Regions from separate parts of the Mus musculus genome. Here region 2 is linked to region 1. Evidence: chromatin loops called from intact Hi-C (ENCODE). Cell type or tissue: gastrocnemius. All regions are shown on one strand. Each heading gives the region's core, and the rest is flanking DNA. Links, peaks and the distances in the headings are about the cores only.

Region 1 (8,330 bases), core at 156-8,155:
TAAGTAATGTAGAAAGATATTAAGGATTTATGTAGCCATGTGAATTGTTGTTTAAATATATAAAATGCTGTGGATATTTTTGATACAATTGGTTTTAATTTTTAGAATATGTAACAAAAATTCCTCCTGATACGATCTATGAAAATGAATTTTTATATATTTCTCTTAGAGAGAAAAATATCATAACAAATAAATCCTGACATTAAAAGAGAAAAAAAAAAAGAGTGGCCATCTAGGATGTAGGCGACACATGGGGAGAACTGTAGCAGGGAGGAGACAGTCCTCCACCAGACAGACCCTCCTAATTAGAGAGTTATAACTAGCATAAATTTTATGAACAAGGGAGAGCCTTAGGATGCCAGATATCATCTATAATATCAGAGAAGCCTGGCTTCTGGAGGTAGTGATGCTGGACCAAGATGGAAAGGATAGGAAGTCAGTTATTTGCTAAGGAATAAACCTAAGGGTGGACAGGAAGTCCCAGGGCAAAAGGAGAGAGGTAGAAAAGGAGTAAGTGCTGAGGAGAAGTATGATTGGAAACACCGTCCCAGGTAGAGAAAAAAGCAGGTGTGAAGGCCCACGGCTAGTTAGTTAGGAGCCTGGAGGCTTAGCCACAAAGCCCTCAAAACTCAGTGAAGTCAAGACAAGAGAAAGGAGAGCACTAGCAGGTGGATGTAGTTGGATGCAGTTTGCTAGACTGCCTTTTCCTGTCCAAGGCAAAGGAAGTAGAATAGAGTGAGATATGACTGACACTTGTAAGAAGGTATTGCTAGTGACAGGTAACGAACTATGTGAAATGAAAGGGTTTGGGGAGGAACCGCGTGCTGGTCCAGGCAGGAGATGATGCTGGGATGGGGGTGGTTTGAAAGAAAGGCCAGTCTTGTTCCTCATTCTGGAGTGGCTGCAGGTAGATCTGATTATCACAGCTCAGGGAATGCTGCTCCCCAAGGTGTGCTGATGTCAGGGTATGGCGCTACCCAGGCCACACCCACTTGTCAGTAACACAGGCACAACAGGAGTCAGCCAGTGCAAACGTTGGCTGTGCTGAAGTTGAGAACCTCTGCCTGAGACAGAAGATTGTCTGAATGACCTAAGAGAAGAGTAAATAGGTAGGTGCAAGACAGGTTTAAGAGGTAAACCAGGGTTCTGTGACTGACTGGACGCAGAGGGTCAAAGGGCACAGGGATGGGCTTCAAGTGTCTCAATGATGCTGAAGTGTTACCAAGGGCTTCAACCTTGCTCTTACAAAGGGGTAGGTAGGACAGGGTGGGAAACCAAGGGTGGAAGCAAGTCTCTTTAACTGAAGTATGGCACTCATGTCAGGCCTTCTACCAAGAGATGTGGCCTCAGGCAAATCAGAGGTATCTTCCTAGACCACTGCTGTTGATGTCAGCTTTAAAATATTATCCCTGATCTTTAAATATTTAGACAATGATCTGAAGGGTAGGAAATTAATTCAATGGTTGAAGACTCGCCCAACATTTATAAGGCTCCGACTCCATCACCAACACTGCACAGAGGAAAAAATTGATATATATCAGTGGCAGTATACTTGCTTATCATGTGCAAGAACTCTCAGTTCCTGAGACTGGCTAGTGGGTGAGACTGTGATAAATGGGTTTTACCACATTCTCCAAAGATTCCTAGCCCCAGGGGCCTGGAAAAGCAATAAAAACACTTCAACCAGGGCAGGCCACACAGGCCAATATAGTCAAATCTGGGGTGCTCTGGTGTTGTCAAAAAACTGGATCAAGACAAAATGAAGAACGTCAGATCATTTATGAAGCAAGTTTCATTATATGCTTCAGTTTAGAATGGAGAAGCAAACAATGGGTTTTAGAAAAATATGAAATAAAAGTTTTGTATCTGAGAGTTTCCAGGCAACTTAAATCCCTCTGCCTCTGGAAAAGAATAAACAGAACCTAGGAGGGACAGAAAGTTGGCCCAACGAAATACACAAGTCCTTAAAGAGCTCCTAATGGGAGGAGTTGCAGCTGACTATAGATAGGAAGAGCTGACCCTCTCAGCAAAGCCCAAGGAGGGCTAACTTGGGAACAAGAGGAGCGAGCTTCCTTAAGACCTCATCTGAGGCTGGGTAAGGGTTAAAGACCAGGAAGCCAGCTAGGGCAGCTTTTGGACCAGGACATCCTTGATTGTCCCCAAGCCTGGAGCAAAGGTCCCTGTAGGTCCTGAGCAGGGCTCCACCTTCAGGATGGAGTTTTTCTGTCTCTCAAAATCAACATCTTGTTCCTGAACTTCACACCCCTGATTCTCTGCCCTACTTACCCAACAGAGCTCCAAAACACATCCACAAATTTTATTCAAGCATCATATTTTTGATTCTAAGAGAGAGTTTACTCAAACATCCCAGAAAGAAAATAAAAAGGCAAGAAGAAATAATAAACTATCTCAACAGTGAATGATGTATGAACTCAGAAGGAGTGAATGGCTTATTTATAAATAAGCGTCACTCCTAAGACGACACAGGAAGCCCAGACGACAGCATAAACAAAAGACACTTGGGAAAGCCTTTGCCCAAAGCCTGGCGCCTGATTGAAAAGCAAGCTCAACCCTCTGTCTGGGTGAACTGCAAGCTCACATCAGCCTCTTGTGCGCCTGTGCGGTCCTCTGTGAGCCTCCGAGCTGTAAATATTTGCCCTTCGCCCAGAGCTGGCCAGCTGTGGAGACTGCAGCTGACAGACAGGCCAGGGGCCAGAAAGGGGGTGAAGGGTAGAAACTTGCAGGCCCGGAATGCAGGCGTGGAAGAAGGAGCAAGGGAGGGGAAGTGGGGAGAACAGAGCAGACACAAGTCTCTGGGGGACCCTCTCTCTGCCAGGCCACCTGGAGCAGCAGCCAGAGTGGCAGCAGCAGGGTCCACACCCCTTGCCAGGCAGCAGAAGCACCCAGCTGTTGAAAATGTGGCACGCTTGCCTGCAGGCAAACCAGTGGTTTTCGAGTGAGGGAATGCAGTTCCCTGGAGGACACTTGACAATATCTGGAGACATTTTGAACTGTTGGAATTTGGAATAAAGTCGACTGGCATGGTGCAAGTTGAAGCCAGGAGGAGTACACATGTGCTACAGAGTATCCGACAACAGAGACTCCCAGTAACAAAGCCTTCCCAAGCCCCCAAATGTCAGCCCACGCCTAGATAGAGCCAAAGTCTAGTAAAAGCCTATCTTCTCCGGGAGGCAGAACCTAAATCCACGCTTTTCTCATGAGTTCCACTGTTGGGATTTGGGCAGGTCAGGTCCCTCATCTATAAGATTTAGATGAAGTGGAAAGTACCCCCCCCCCCCACACACACACACATACACCACTCTTGGTGGCCCTTAATAAATAGAGAATAACAGGTCCCAGTGGTTAAACTGAGACAGGGCATAATTGTGGTTAAGAGCAGGGCCTAATGCTGTGACCCTTTAATATAGTTCCTTATGTTGAAACTGTTTCTGGGCTATAAAATAAAATTACTTTATTGCTACTTCATAACTATAATTTTGTTACCATTACAAATTGTAAATATCTGATGGGCTGGGTATCTAATACGAGACCCCAACCCACAGGTTGAAAACCACTATGCTAGAGAGACAAGTATGGTCAAAACCCACCTCTGAACCTTTAAAACCCTGACCTAAGCAGACGATTGTCCCTCCAGGAACCACAGTTTCTCCACGTACAAAATGGTAAGCATTGTACCTATATTTTTTATGAGAGGGGGGAGGGAAGGGGAAGAGGGGGGGGGGAGAAAGAGACAGGGAGGGGAGGAGAGGGGAGGGGGATAGAGGGAGTGGAGAGAGGGAGAGAGGGGGAGGGGGAGATGGGGAGGGGGAGAGGGGAGGGGGGAGGGGGAGAGGGGAGAGGGGAGAGGGGAGAGGGGAGAGGGGAGAGGGGAGAGAGAAATGACTGAGAAGCGCTGAAGCTGGTGAACCTCAGGAGGGGAGGCTGACATAATTCCCGATCAGCAAGGGCAGGGGAATGGTACAGGAGTGGTTTAAGGTAATTGCAGGTACTCTGAGCCTGGCACTGTGCCAGACCGTTTTTCTACAGCCTCACCTTGATGGAAACAACATCATCTGACGGGCTCGAGGTAAACCGAGGCACCTGTGGAGCCTAACCCACAAGCCACTCCGCTGGTTACCCAAAGGTGGAGATGTTTTAATTCAAGGAGGCTATCACTTAAATATTACTTTCCGGTTACTGGAGCAAGTGGGTCGTTGGGTTCTTTCTCGACTGCCCAAATGAGTTCTCCTATGGGGCCTGGCTGTGTTTTCCTGCTCTAAATTGTTAGGAACCATAGTTTCCAACTTTAGAGAGGGATTGAGCTACTTGCTCAAGGTCAGCAGCCAGTGAGTTGGCAGGAAAGTGCATGTTTGAATCCAGCCTTTACACCGGGGCCTCTCTCCTGGCATCCCTTTCAAGCTGCACCATAAGGGCTCTGCTGCCACCTTTCCCCCTTTGCATCGCAGCAGATACACTCCAGGTCGCCCAATGGAGTGTCACATCCACACAGACCATGGCTCTGATCTTAAGCCAAGATGAGCAGCTTCCTGGGTCTCAGGCTGGTGTGCAGGCCAAAGCCTCTCAACACCTCCCTGACTCTGGAGTCATGCTCTCTGTTCCTACCCTACACTTGGTTGTAAGTTCCTTTTAGTGTTCGCAGACACACTCTGGCCCCCCAAAACTGCCGTAGCTTCAATTCACCCTATATGTCCTGCCTTTTGGGACCACAGTTTCTCAGTTGGAATTAGTTAAGTAACCCGCACGGAGTGATACAGCTGGCAAGCGCTGCTAACAAGAGGAGGCCGGAGATGCACCCAGGAAGACCCTGGCATCCTATATTCAACGGACCTGGGTGGGACTCTGGGTCAGCTAAAGAGGGTGGAGAGAGGAAGGGAGAGAGAGGGAGAGAGAGAGGCAGAGATGGAGAGAGAAGAGAGATTGCTTACCTTGCCGCCTGGCGGCGCGGCCACGCAGCGGCTGAGCGAGTCGAGGCGCGCGCTGTACTCGGTGAACTTCTTCTGGTAGCGCAGCGCGGTCATCTGCAGTTCGAGCTGCGCGGCGGCCAGCTGCGCCACCAGCGACTTCTCGCGCTTGCCGGCCCGCAGCGCCTCCTTCTTGAGCGCCTTGTGCAGCGCGCCCAGGCGGGCCTGCAGCGCTCCGTTGTGCGCCCGCAGAGCCCGCGCGCAGCAGTGGCCGCCCGCCCGCTGCTCGCCGTGCGTCAGCGGCAGCCCGCAGCCCTCCTGGCAGCGACCCACGGGCCGCGCGTCGCACGCGTCGCGCATGTGGGCCTCCACGTCGCGTCGCAGCAGCAGCTGGCCGCAGCCCGCGTGGCGGCAGCGCGCGGGCGCGAAGTCGCAGCGCTCCAGGTGCTCGGGCAAGTCCTGCAACTTGACCACCCGGCCGCAGCCCCGCGCCGCGTGCGCGCACTTGATGTCCAACTTGAGGATGAGACGCTTGAGGGGCAGGACGTGGTTGAGCTCCTTGGCCGATAGGCGACCGCGACAACGCGCGGGGCAGCTGCCCTCCTGCACTACCCAGGGCAGCACGCAGCCGGCGCAGAATACGTGGCCGCACGGGGTGGTCAGCGGGTCCTCCAGGACCTTGTGGCACAAGGCGCACTTCAGATCAGGGTCCACGTCGCCGTCGAAGCGATCCAACTCGAAACCCATGGTGGCGGCCGGGGCCCGGTGTCGCCGCCGGGCGACCGGCCGCCCCCTCCCTCCCTCCCTGCGAGGCGGCCCAGACACGCCGGCTACGCCGCCCGCTCTCTAGCTCGCTCTCCCAGGACTGAGCCTAATTGCTCCAGACTTCCTCGGAAAATGCCCGAGGAACAGGACTCCTCCGGCCGTATTGGCTCGAGCGCAAGCGCACTAACATCCTGCCTCTGGGGCCTCACGACCCTCTTTTGGCCATAGGGAGGGGGCCTCGAGGCACAAGAGGCTGAGTTTGACCACAAAGCAAGGAGACCTGCCAGAGACCGGAGATGGGCCCCCTCTTAGGGTCTCCTCTCCGCTTTCTTGGAGGATTCTCTAAGAGACAAAATACGCCAGCAGAGAGCATCTCCCTCGGTTTGGAGCTGCGTCTGTGGCTCTCGCCCACAGAAGTTTCCTGCCACATCAGGACTTTTCATTCCCCACCTCCTTCTTTCTCCTGTGTCTGCCTTTTAGAGTGAAAAATATCTAAGGCCCTGCTATCTCTGTATTTACGGTCGTTATTTATTTATTTCACTCGGGGGAAAGTTACAGCGGCTGCTGGACGCTCAGGCTGAAACTTTGGTCCCAACCAGAAGATCTGCAAACTGCAGTGTTTAGCAGCTAGAGGTTTCCAGGACCAGAAGGCGAATTTGCAGGAATCAGATCTCCCCTCCAGCTGTCTGGATGGGACAGGCCAGAGTGGTTGGCTGGATCCCATTCTTACACCTCTATAAAGAGGGCACTACAGTACCTCAAGCATTTTGCTCAGTTTCTAAACTGGTCCCTTAAAAAAAAAAAAACAAAAAACAAAAAACAAAACAAACAAACAAAAAAAACAAAAAACAAAACAAACAAACAAAAAAAAAAAAAAACAGCGCTACAATGTTGCGAGAGCATACTTTAGCTCCACTTGAAAACTATTGCCCCCACCCCCCCCCCAACCCCCGCCCCGTTACTGGAGCCTTGACTCTGGTGGTTTAAGAGATGGAGGAGTTTAAAACTTCAAGTCCCTGTAGCAACGCCTACCCCAGCCAACTTGCCAACAACATCCCTTCAGCTTGTTTTTGTTGTTGTTTTGTTTTCCTTAAATTAATTTATTTATTTATTTATTTATTTATTTATATGCTTATTGTTTTATCTCCATTTTCCCACTGGAGCAGTTCAAAGAATCGCTCTTTGAACTGAATCAAAGACAGGCTATTTGAGAATTTTGGGTCCTTTCAGATTGTGAACCAATGGTTCACCAGGAGCTTGAGTGTGTATCCGCGCTAAAAGAGCCTACCAGCCACGGAGAAGCTGCTGGTCTCTACACAGCCTGGATTTTAGCTTGATGGAAAAACCCTTGCCGTCTGGACCTTTCTCTTCTACTCCAGAGAAGCTTTTCAAGCCCAGTAGCAAGCCTGGCACTGGGTGGAAACACCACTTGGGGGATACCAGGCTAAGTGGAAAGTTCATAATGTGGGATACCAGTCTAAGTAGAAAGTTCATAACATTACCCATGCCTTTGGTAGTTTTTGTTTTTGTTTTACTACCTCCCAAGGCTGTAGACATTCCTAAGAAACACTGGTGAGAGTAATGTCAAGTTCTGGAATTCTCATTCGGAATCTGCTGCCAGATTCTCTAGAGAATCTGGAAATGGAGAGCTAAGAATTTTTGTGTCTGGTATGGACCCAAGAAAATGGGATTACAGCATTCATTTTGTCTAATTACTTTTACTTCTGTCCTTTAGAGGGCTGCTAAAGACCCATGACCTTCACTATTGAACTGCTTCATTGGAGGGAAAGAATTGCCTTGATGTCCATAAGGATTAGTGTTCTGAAGTGACCACTGCAAAACTGTTGCTAACTGTTGCCTACCAGATTGTTCAGTGCATGGTTGAGGTCCCCCAACGGTGTTCTTTAATCTTGACGGGTGGCATTTGGTGTCTAGTCGTGATACTTTTGTTTCATTGCCTTTAATCAATGAATGCATTTCTCTTTAGAGGATTCCAAGTGATGTGAAATATTCATGACCTTTGTTCAGATAAGCTCCAGCAGGGAAAAATCTTCCACTGGTGCATTTGTTAAGCCCTCCGTGGGTAAGAGGCAGCTTCTTTCAACCAAGGTGTGTGGGCTTGTCAGTTTCATAGACAAGCTAGTGTCAACAAGGTGATAATCTTCAAACCAAACTGGTTTTGAGGAACACGGGGAAAACTCCATAATACACCATAAATGGGAAATTAGCACTTACCTGAGATGTAAACTTCAGCTCAGAGCTGTCTCTCCACCCATCTGTGGCCCCTGATGACAGATTGGGGGATGAAGGCCGGCTGTAAAGAAAGAGGCAGAGCTGAAACTATAGAGACACTGTCCCCTATTGTCAGTTTGCTCCTTCAGGCAAAGGCAAAATCTTCAGAAAGCCTCTCCCCATTAGTTAACTTTAGTATTAAAATTCTTGGAAATCAGCAAAAACCAAGCCAGATAAACCTACCGGAATGTGAGGGTGAGGGGAGGGACATGCATGCTGTTCTATCACTGGATTGGACAGGAGAACCAAGAGACAAAGCTATTAAGAAAAAGTGGAAATCAGGGCATTATCAGTTTTTCTTTTCTTTTCTTCTTCTTTTGATTTGTTTCTCACTAGTGACACACTCCTGCA
Region 2 (8,330 bases), core at 80-8,079, 49 kb before region 1:
CCAGATACTAGATTTTGCCAATGTCTAAATGTTCTGCCTATGTATAGACATCGTGGTAATGTTGTTGACCATCAGGTTCTTCACAGAAGCGACTTCTGTGGGGGTTTTCAATGGACTCATCCTATGCACTCTAATTATTAGCTCACTTTTACAGAGGAGGGCACAGGGGCTGGAGAAGAATAGCAATCGGGTGGGAGTAGATGGGAAGGTAGAGAGTGGGCAGTCCAGGTAACTTGGTTGCAGAGACTAGGTTCAGGACCTGAAGCCACTCAGGTGCTTATCGGTCCTGCTGGAATCATTATGGGCAATCTACACTGTCATGAACAGGCTGTCTTCCATGGATTTTGGTAGATACAAAAATTGACAAGTTCTGGAATCCTTCAAGGTCTACATGGCCAATGTGAGAAGAGAGGAAGTTGGCTAAACCTAAGGTTAATATTTTTATACTATGTCTCCAAGAAAAAGGTCAATGGACCAGCAGACCAATGAGAACCTTCCCCACACATGCAGGCTGGAGAAACCCTACCAGTTTCCAAGCCCACTCTGCTGAACCTGCACTTCCAAGGGAACCTTCCCTGTTCTCAGAAAGGCTCGGGCTGTCTTCTTCCTCCAGTCTCTTCCTGAGGCTAATCCTTTGAGAAGAGGTATCCAGTGTGCAGGAAAAGGACCAATACAGCCTGTGCTTTTGCTCATCCCTCAACCTAGAACTGACCTTAATACTTGTATGTAATTAGAATGGTATAAAAGCAGATTGGGGAAAAAAATTAAACCTGCCTCAGCCTCTGACTGGAGTTATGGTAAAAGAAAAAAAAAAAAGAAAGAAAGGAAGGAAGGAAGGAAGGAAGGAAGGAAGGAAGGAAGGAAGGGAGAAAGAAAGAAAGAAAGAAAGAAAGAAAGAAAGAAAGAAAGAAAGAAAGGAAGGAAGGAAGGAAGGGAGAGAGAAAGAAAGAAAGAAAGAAAGAAAGAAAGAAAGAAAGAAAGAAAGAAAGAAAGGAAGGAAGGAAGGAAGGGAGAAAGAAAGAAAGAAAGAAAGAAAGAAAGAAAGAAAGAAAGAAAGAAAGGAAGGAAGGAAGGAAGGAAGGAAGGGAGAAAGAAAGAAAGAAAGAAAGAAAGAAAGAAAGAAAGAAAGAAAGAAAGGAAGGAAGGAAGGAAGGAAGAAAGAAAGAGAGAAAGAAGAAAGCCTAACATTGAAAACAATCAATAATTAGATATTAAGGCAATTAGGGGAAAAGAGAAGAAGATATGAGTCAAGACAGCTGTCTCCAGATAGGGTGGGTGATGGCTTGATGATTTTAGGCTATATGCCAGACTTTAGCTGTAAGAGACTCAGAGGGGTGGCTTGGTTTTGCACCTTTATAGCTAGACTTATTCAAACCAATTCATTTTTCTGGTTTGTACAATGACACTTCCAGTAACAGAGATGCAGATACCCTCAACTCATCAATAGACTTGTGTCTAGACTGTTGGATTAAAATGCAATTTCATAGCTATATCAAAATGTGCTCATGCCTTCTGTGCCAACATCCCTCCCATTATAGAGAAAATATTGAAGCAGTGGCCTTGTCCATAGAGGTCCTGGGAGTGGGGGTGGGAGTGGGGGCAGGATCTGTGTTTATGGTGGGTACTCTCCCTCAAAAGAACCATCAGCATGTCACAATCTTAGAAAACACTCATTATCTATAGGCAAAATGTCACTGACATGATGGGAGATCCCAGAGGGATAAATCCAGGAACAATGGCCAATTGTTCCTTGTTTCTCTCCTTATCTTTGATGTTACAAACCACATGTAAATAAATTAAATAATTATGTTAACTTGTTCTATTAATAATGCATTAGTTCATATATATTATCTATATGTTTTATATTTTAATTTTTGTGTATGAGTGTTTGCCTATATATATGCAGATATCACCACATATCTGTCTGATGCTTGAGGAAGCCAGAAGTAGGCCTTGGATTCCCTAAAATGGAGTTGCAGCTAGCTTTTGAGTTGTGACATGGGTGCTAGGTACTAAATCTGGAGCATGTGGAATAGCATTACTGCTTTTAACTGCTGACCCATTTCTCCATTCCAAACCATATCTTATTCACCATCAGAGTCAGGGAATAAAGCCCAATTGCCTCAACCTAATCACAGAAAATAATGGGCACAGTTATGACATGTTCTGGCCCACAAACCACCTAGGGCTTCTTTTAAAAGCAAATGTTTCCTTTATATTTATACAGTTTAGGAAATGTTGCCTTGTTGGAGATAACAGAAAAGATCCCTTTTCTGTGTCTAGGTGGAATGCTTGAACCATATTGTGGCTGCGAGACATTCTCACAGGCTAACCATGACGACAAAGACCACAGATCCTTGGTGAAAGCATTGACGCATTCAATTCCCTGTCCTGGGAGTGAGTTAGTCCTTGTGCCCAAGATAGCATGAATAAGCTGTCTGGATCTAAATCTTTCACTTGTAGCTGAAAATAACTAATATAATTGGACCAGTGGGAAAATAAAAGAAAAAAAAACTCCAGTTGCTTATTAGACATGGCTTGTACAAAGGTCACCTAGAACTGGATTTTTCTGGTTAACCAAGGAACAAGATTAAGAATGTGGGGCTTTGAAGAATGTGGACATCTGTCACCTAGAAAGCAGCTTTTCACAGCTCACCTGGATACTTCCTCACAGGTGTCAGACTGCAGTCTGATGGAATGGGATTTACAGACAGGACTCTCAAAGTCTATATGGATACAATAAAGATTTAAAAATTAGCAACTAAAAAAAGGATCTGTATATAAATGCCATGTCTAATTATTAGAAAGTTCAAATCCAAGGCCTGCCTTCCCAAAGTTTAAAAGTTTCTCAAGGTTTACAGCAAAACTGATGATTAACAGATTTTATCGATTCCACTTGAGGAGGACAGGCATTGGAACTGCTTCTAATTCAAAGTCCACCAGAGACAGAAAAGTCCCCAGAGCTAGTCTAAGGCATCTGCTAAACATTATTCGCAGACGTCTGCACATGGTGAGGCATAAACCTGGCTTGGGTATGACAATGTGTTTGGGTACAACTCTCACAGCTCAAAGCCTTCCCTGGCTGTGCTGCCTGCCTTTGAACACAGGTATTCAGTGGATAGCTTGACCTTGAGGACTTCAGCTGCTCTCTTGTTTCCATAAGGATTAAGCTGAGCCCATGGTGTGATCCATGTCTCCGTTTGTGGTAAGACAGGAGCTGAGGTCCAGGCAGAGAGAAGGCAGAGGAAGCACTCTTGGCTTCAGGGAACACATTCATGCTCTGCTCTCATCTGGCTGTAACCAGAACATCACCCAAGGAATCCCATGGTAAACTAGACATGCCCTTCTCTTGGTACTCATAGTTGAGTACCGAGGTGAACCATATTCAACTATGGTGTCTAAAGGGTGATTTAACAACTAAACAATCATCTTGGAGAGTTGATTAGGACCCAATAGCACCATCAGCATGGAACCTACCTCTGTCTTTGAATGAATGACACAGGAGAGAGAGAGAGAGAGAGAGAGAGAGAGAGAGAGAGAGAGAGAGAGAGAGAGAGCACATAAAATTTGCAAGCATGTATACAGATGCATAACCTGTCTCCTGTGATGCCCTGTGTCACCTTCGGGACTCTACTAAGAAAAAGGACATCAAGACATAAGCTCCCTCAACCTTCAGCTTGCTTGACTGTGAGCTAAAGTAAATCCTCTTAACTTATCACCCTGGAGTGTCACCAGCAAGAAAAAGAAACAATAAATGTCTTCAGGGGACACACAGAATACAATTAAATGGGACTCAACAAATGAAAACCCAAATAAGTCCATAAAAATAAAAAGTGACCTATGCCAACCGGAGAAAAGTGAGGGCTGAAGTCTTAATTTTCTACATGGAATGAGATGGGGCACCTGCCAGCTGGCATTCACAGTCCAGAGTCTTTGAGATGAGGCGGCCTGGAATGAATCACAGGAAAGAAAGACTGGCCCTGGAACCAAAGATGTTAGCCATCATAGTGTCACTATCTGGGGCAAGATGCAGATCAGATTGGTAACGTGTCCACCTCCATGGATCTGGTCATGATGATGGCAGACAGGAGAAGCCCCTTTCTCTTTCAATTCAAGGTTCAAAGTTCTATGAACAGCAAGTGACTTAATCATTAGTTTTCCTGTTAAGAAGACTTAGTTGCTCCAAAAATAGATACTCGCTGCTGTCTTGTGTTTCATGCTGTATCTCAGAATGAGAAACATTGCAGCCAGTTTTGGGTGAAGATTCGCACAGTCTTTGAGATCCATGGAGCTCCAGTGAGCTGTACTTCCATACCTACGCAGAACGGCACACTCAGAACTGTGAGAATGTATACTGCTAATGCCAAGTTAAGCAGAATCACTCTCCACCATGACCTTGTGACTGGATCCTCAAGGGAGGCCAACCAGCGGCAAGCTGAGGACACCAGGGAGACTCATCTGATACCCACCCTAGCAGGAGGCAGCAAGACAGTTTGGAATTTTCTGGCTGACCACCAAACCCTGTTTGTGCCGTACTCTTTTTATAGCACAGGCTCCTGATGCGTGATGTTTGCTCAGCTATTATATACAAATCACTAGCCAAGAAGAAAATTCTCCATTCCCACAACTGGGACAGAGAGCAATGCCCACCAAGATACTTTAGGGATGCTGGACTGCTGAGCCCTGTGGCCAGGTAACCCTGGGTACCATCCTTATCAGTCTGGAGTCTTCAGGCAGAACCTGAACTCAGGTTTCTCTCCCTCCCTAGTGCTGAATTAGCAGAGTACCTTGGAGCTCTAAAGCCCACAGACACAAGACTTTACCTGGCCTAGGGCAGGAGCCTGGCTGAATGAATTAACAGTACAAAAGAGACAAACACTCCCAGGGGTTCAAGGAAGGGGCTTTGGATAACTAGAAATTCACCTGTGGTGTCAGCTTGGCTATCTCTTAAAGACCCTGCCTTGCTTTCCACATCTGTAAATGGGGATGGCAGTCTTGTCTACCCTGACCCATCCTAACCTACCCCACCCTGGAGCTGTATGCAGGGTTAAAGGTAAGAGGCAGAGAAGGGCAGAGGTCAAAGATTCTTGACAGACTCTTGACAGTGGCTGAGAAGATGTTGCCACTGTAGTCTTCCTTCCCTCCCCCCAACCCCCCCCCCCCCCGCTCTCTTTCTAATGACTTGCTCTGAGGACACACGTGTGGCTTGGCTCAATGCCTGATCTCCCCTACCTAATGTAAATGGTATGAATGACGTCAGAGCTCTGTTCTCCTCTCTGCATGCTGGCATCTTAGACAATGGCTGGTGCCCAGAAGGCTTCTAGTATCTCTTAAATGCAGAAATGACTAAATGTGGGGGCAAATGAATAAGATAAAAAAGACCAAATGAACTAACAAAACCGGCCAGCTCACAGAGCTCACGGTCAGGACGGGAGTTGGTGAATGTTAGGATAGAAATCTGTCAAGACAATCATCAAATATGCCACACAATCATCACAGGGGCACCCCTACCGCCACCCTACCCCCCACCGCCCACCGCGGGTCACAATGTATGGGCTTGAAAGACAATTATTTCTAACTTTACATTAGATAACTGGGTAGTTGCTCAGGTCCTGGGCTCCATTGGAAAGGAACGGATCTTCAGTAAGAAGGTATCTGTGGTAGCAATGATAAGAGCTAGCTTTCTGATCTCTTCAAAATGATGTTAAAAAGTGATGCATTCTAGGACGACGACAACAACAACAACAACAACAACACAGGGGTGGGGGTGTATGGCTGAACGAGAGAAAGTTTGAGAGCAAGTTTACATAACCTTTAGTCCAACTGCAAAAGTACCATACTGGTGCCCATATACTACATGCCTCTGGAAGGCCTCTGATTTTTCCTGTTTTTAAGTGGTCTTTGAACCCCCTTCTCCTCAATTGCCAGGGGTGGGAAAGGTGATTCATCACCCGCCGCCAGCCCTCTATGCTGCATTCCCACCATAAATCTTGCCTTTGTAAGAAGCTCTTATCTTCATAAACAGATAGCATCGGCCCTTACTGCTTTTTATGTCAATGTCCTTTTATTTAAGAATGACCCTGTTTTTGTTATAAATCCCTGAACATATTAGCAGAGGATACTTTCGGAGCAAACGTCTCTAGCGAGGGGGCAGCCCCTAGAGTCACATTCTCACTTCTAAGTGAGAGCGAAATCCTTAAGTCAACACATTCTACAGAGGCTGTGCTAAAGTACATTTTTCAAAGGCCCATGCCATTTGGTTGAAGTCAGCTCTGGAGGGTCACATACCTTTTCAATCAAAGGAGCAGTTACCCGTGTGAGGGGCCTGCAGGCAGAGGGAAAGCCTCCCGACATCTCCCTTAGCCTTCATCTGCCCCTTGCAGCCTGCACACCCTGCTCCAGGAGTGAACCCTTCCCTTTGGTGGCTTCTCAGACCAAAGAGAAAAGTGTCTTGGGAGTTTAGCACCCCACTGCCCTGACTCCCACTCTGAGAAGACAGGAGGGTGTATTCCCCCACCCCCTTCCTCCATTGATGGTCCCAAGTTGGGACAGGGCAGGGTGAAGACTAGAAGACTGGGGTTATATTTAGCAAACATGCCCCCAGGTAAATTTGTACTTCACCGAAACAAAGGACAGCATGATTGATGGCTTCCAGAAAGTGAATGAGAGTTGAGGCTATATGAGTGAGTCACAGGAAGGTTCTTAGGAATCACTTAGCATCTGCCTTCTGCATCACATAAGCAAGCCTGAAAGAAAAGCTAGTGTTTGGGTATTCAAAGTCATTCTCTTCTCAAACTCAATAGTTTAAAAAAAAAATCAGAGCTATCTGTCCAGAGTTCTTCCTTCCCATGCCATAAACTAATGAGCTTATTGTCTCTAGGAAGCTCTGATAAAGTTCCCATGGTTAAACGGCTAGCTGGAGACTCAGCCATGTGGGAACCCAGCTCCATGCTTGATTCAAGTCCACCCCAGAAGGTTCACAGAAGGGAAAGGAGAAGCTTTGGTTCAATTCATTGCGACATAAAGACCCATCAGTGGTTTCTGATAGCACATCACTCCTCTCTAGGCCTCAGAAGCTCACATGGGGACCAGCAAAGGAAGCTATCTCTGCTCTCTGTATGAACCACCCCCATAAATCACAGCATACATTCCTGCTGTCAAAGTGTGTGTAACTCAGCCACAGTCGGATGTGTCTTGTTTCCCAGCATATACGAGTCACCGCCAGGAACGGGACAGTGGTGACCAGAAGAACTGTCAACAAATGACAACACATTGGATACTGTACTGGCTGGTTTTGTGTGTCAACTTGACACAGGCTGGGGTTATCACAGAGAAAGGAGCTTCAGTTGGGGAAGTGCCTCCATGAGATCCAGCTGTGGGGCATTTTCTCAATTAGTGATCAAGGGGGGAAAGGCCCCTTGTGGGTGGTGCCATCTCTGGGCTGGCAGTCTTAGGTTCTATAAGAGAGCAGGTTGAGCAAGCCAGGGGAAGCAAGCCAGTAAAGAACATCCCTCCATGGCCTCTGCATCAGCTCCTGCTCCCTGACCTGCTTGAGTTCCAGTCCTGACTTCCTTTGGTGATGAACAGCAGTATGGAAGTGTAAGCCGAATAAACCCTTTCCTCCCCAACTTGCTTCTTGGTCATGATGTTTGTGCAGGAATAGAAACCCTGACTAAGATACCAACAGAAATGATCACAGCAGGGACGGCAGATAGCTTGGTTGGTAAAGGGCTGGCAAACATGTACTGTATGCCCAGAAACTTCTAGAACTGGGTGTGGTGGAACATGCCTGTGACCTGGATACTCCAGAAAGGTAAGAGCAGCAAGGTCAACCTGGGCTCCGGAAGAACCTGTCCCCAAAGTTAAAAATAAAACCAAACAAAAGCAAAACAAGGAAAGAAGGAAGGAAGGTTAGAAGGAAGGCCGGCAATCACCCCACACAAGGCTGGGAAGTGCTTTCATTAGAAGAGTTATCTCTCCTCCTTTCAAGAAAACAGAGTGCCGTCCCCATACTCAGGAAGTCTACCCACCCACATGAGCTAGACTTTAATGTTTTCATGGGACGCCTGGGAGGACTGAGATTTCAGAAAAGATGATTCCTACTTCAGGCTGGAGACCTGCAAGGAACTACAAGTCGCCAGCAACAGAGGGCTTCCAGCTCAACTGTGTGTACACAGTGTGGGGCTGGGGTGCAGTGGGAGTGGGCTTATCGATGAACTCTGAGCAAGGCATGTAGTTACTGATAGATGACTGGAGACCAGTGATGGCTTATAGAAATATTGATCCACCTTAGCCGCCCCAAAGAGCTCCTTGAGGTCCTTCAGTTTCCC

Evidence for each region. A loop is a pair of places that touch in the nucleus more often than their neighbours do. Peaks named below come from ENCODE experiments on the same cell type or tissue, not always from the same donor. Only the 100,000 strongest peaks of a DNase experiment are listed, where the experiment ranks them.
Region 2: a loop joins it to region 1, with 3 times the contacts of the local background. A loop is called at or near these places in 5 of 42 quality-filtered maps.

Annotation. Positions count from the first base shown.
Region 1 is chr6:101,372,220-101,380,549 of GRCm38, forward strand. Pdzrn3 (PDZ domain containing RING finger 3) reads right to left here and starts at 5,678. Exons shown (of 10, transcript NM_018884.2): 1 at 4,947-5,678. The coding sequence starts at 5,669. In gastrocnemius, for the core only: a CTCF peak has its summit at 4,995; DNase peaks (open chromatin) are centred at 2,753, 4,025, 5,041, 5,497 and 2 more places; H3K4me3 peaks cover 5,184 bases; H3K27ac peaks cover 5,450 bases.
Region 2 is chr6:101,323,461-101,331,790 of GRCm38, forward strand. All of the region lies in intron 3 of Pdzrn3 (PDZ domain containing RING finger 3), which reads right to left. Among named protein-coding and RNA genes, the nearest start is that of Pdzrn3, 50 kb to the right of the region's middle. In gastrocnemius, for the core only: no CTCF peak of the experiment used is centred there; a DNase peak (open chromatin) is centred at 3,920; H3K4me3 peaks cover 1,163 bases; H3K27ac peaks cover 6,942 bases.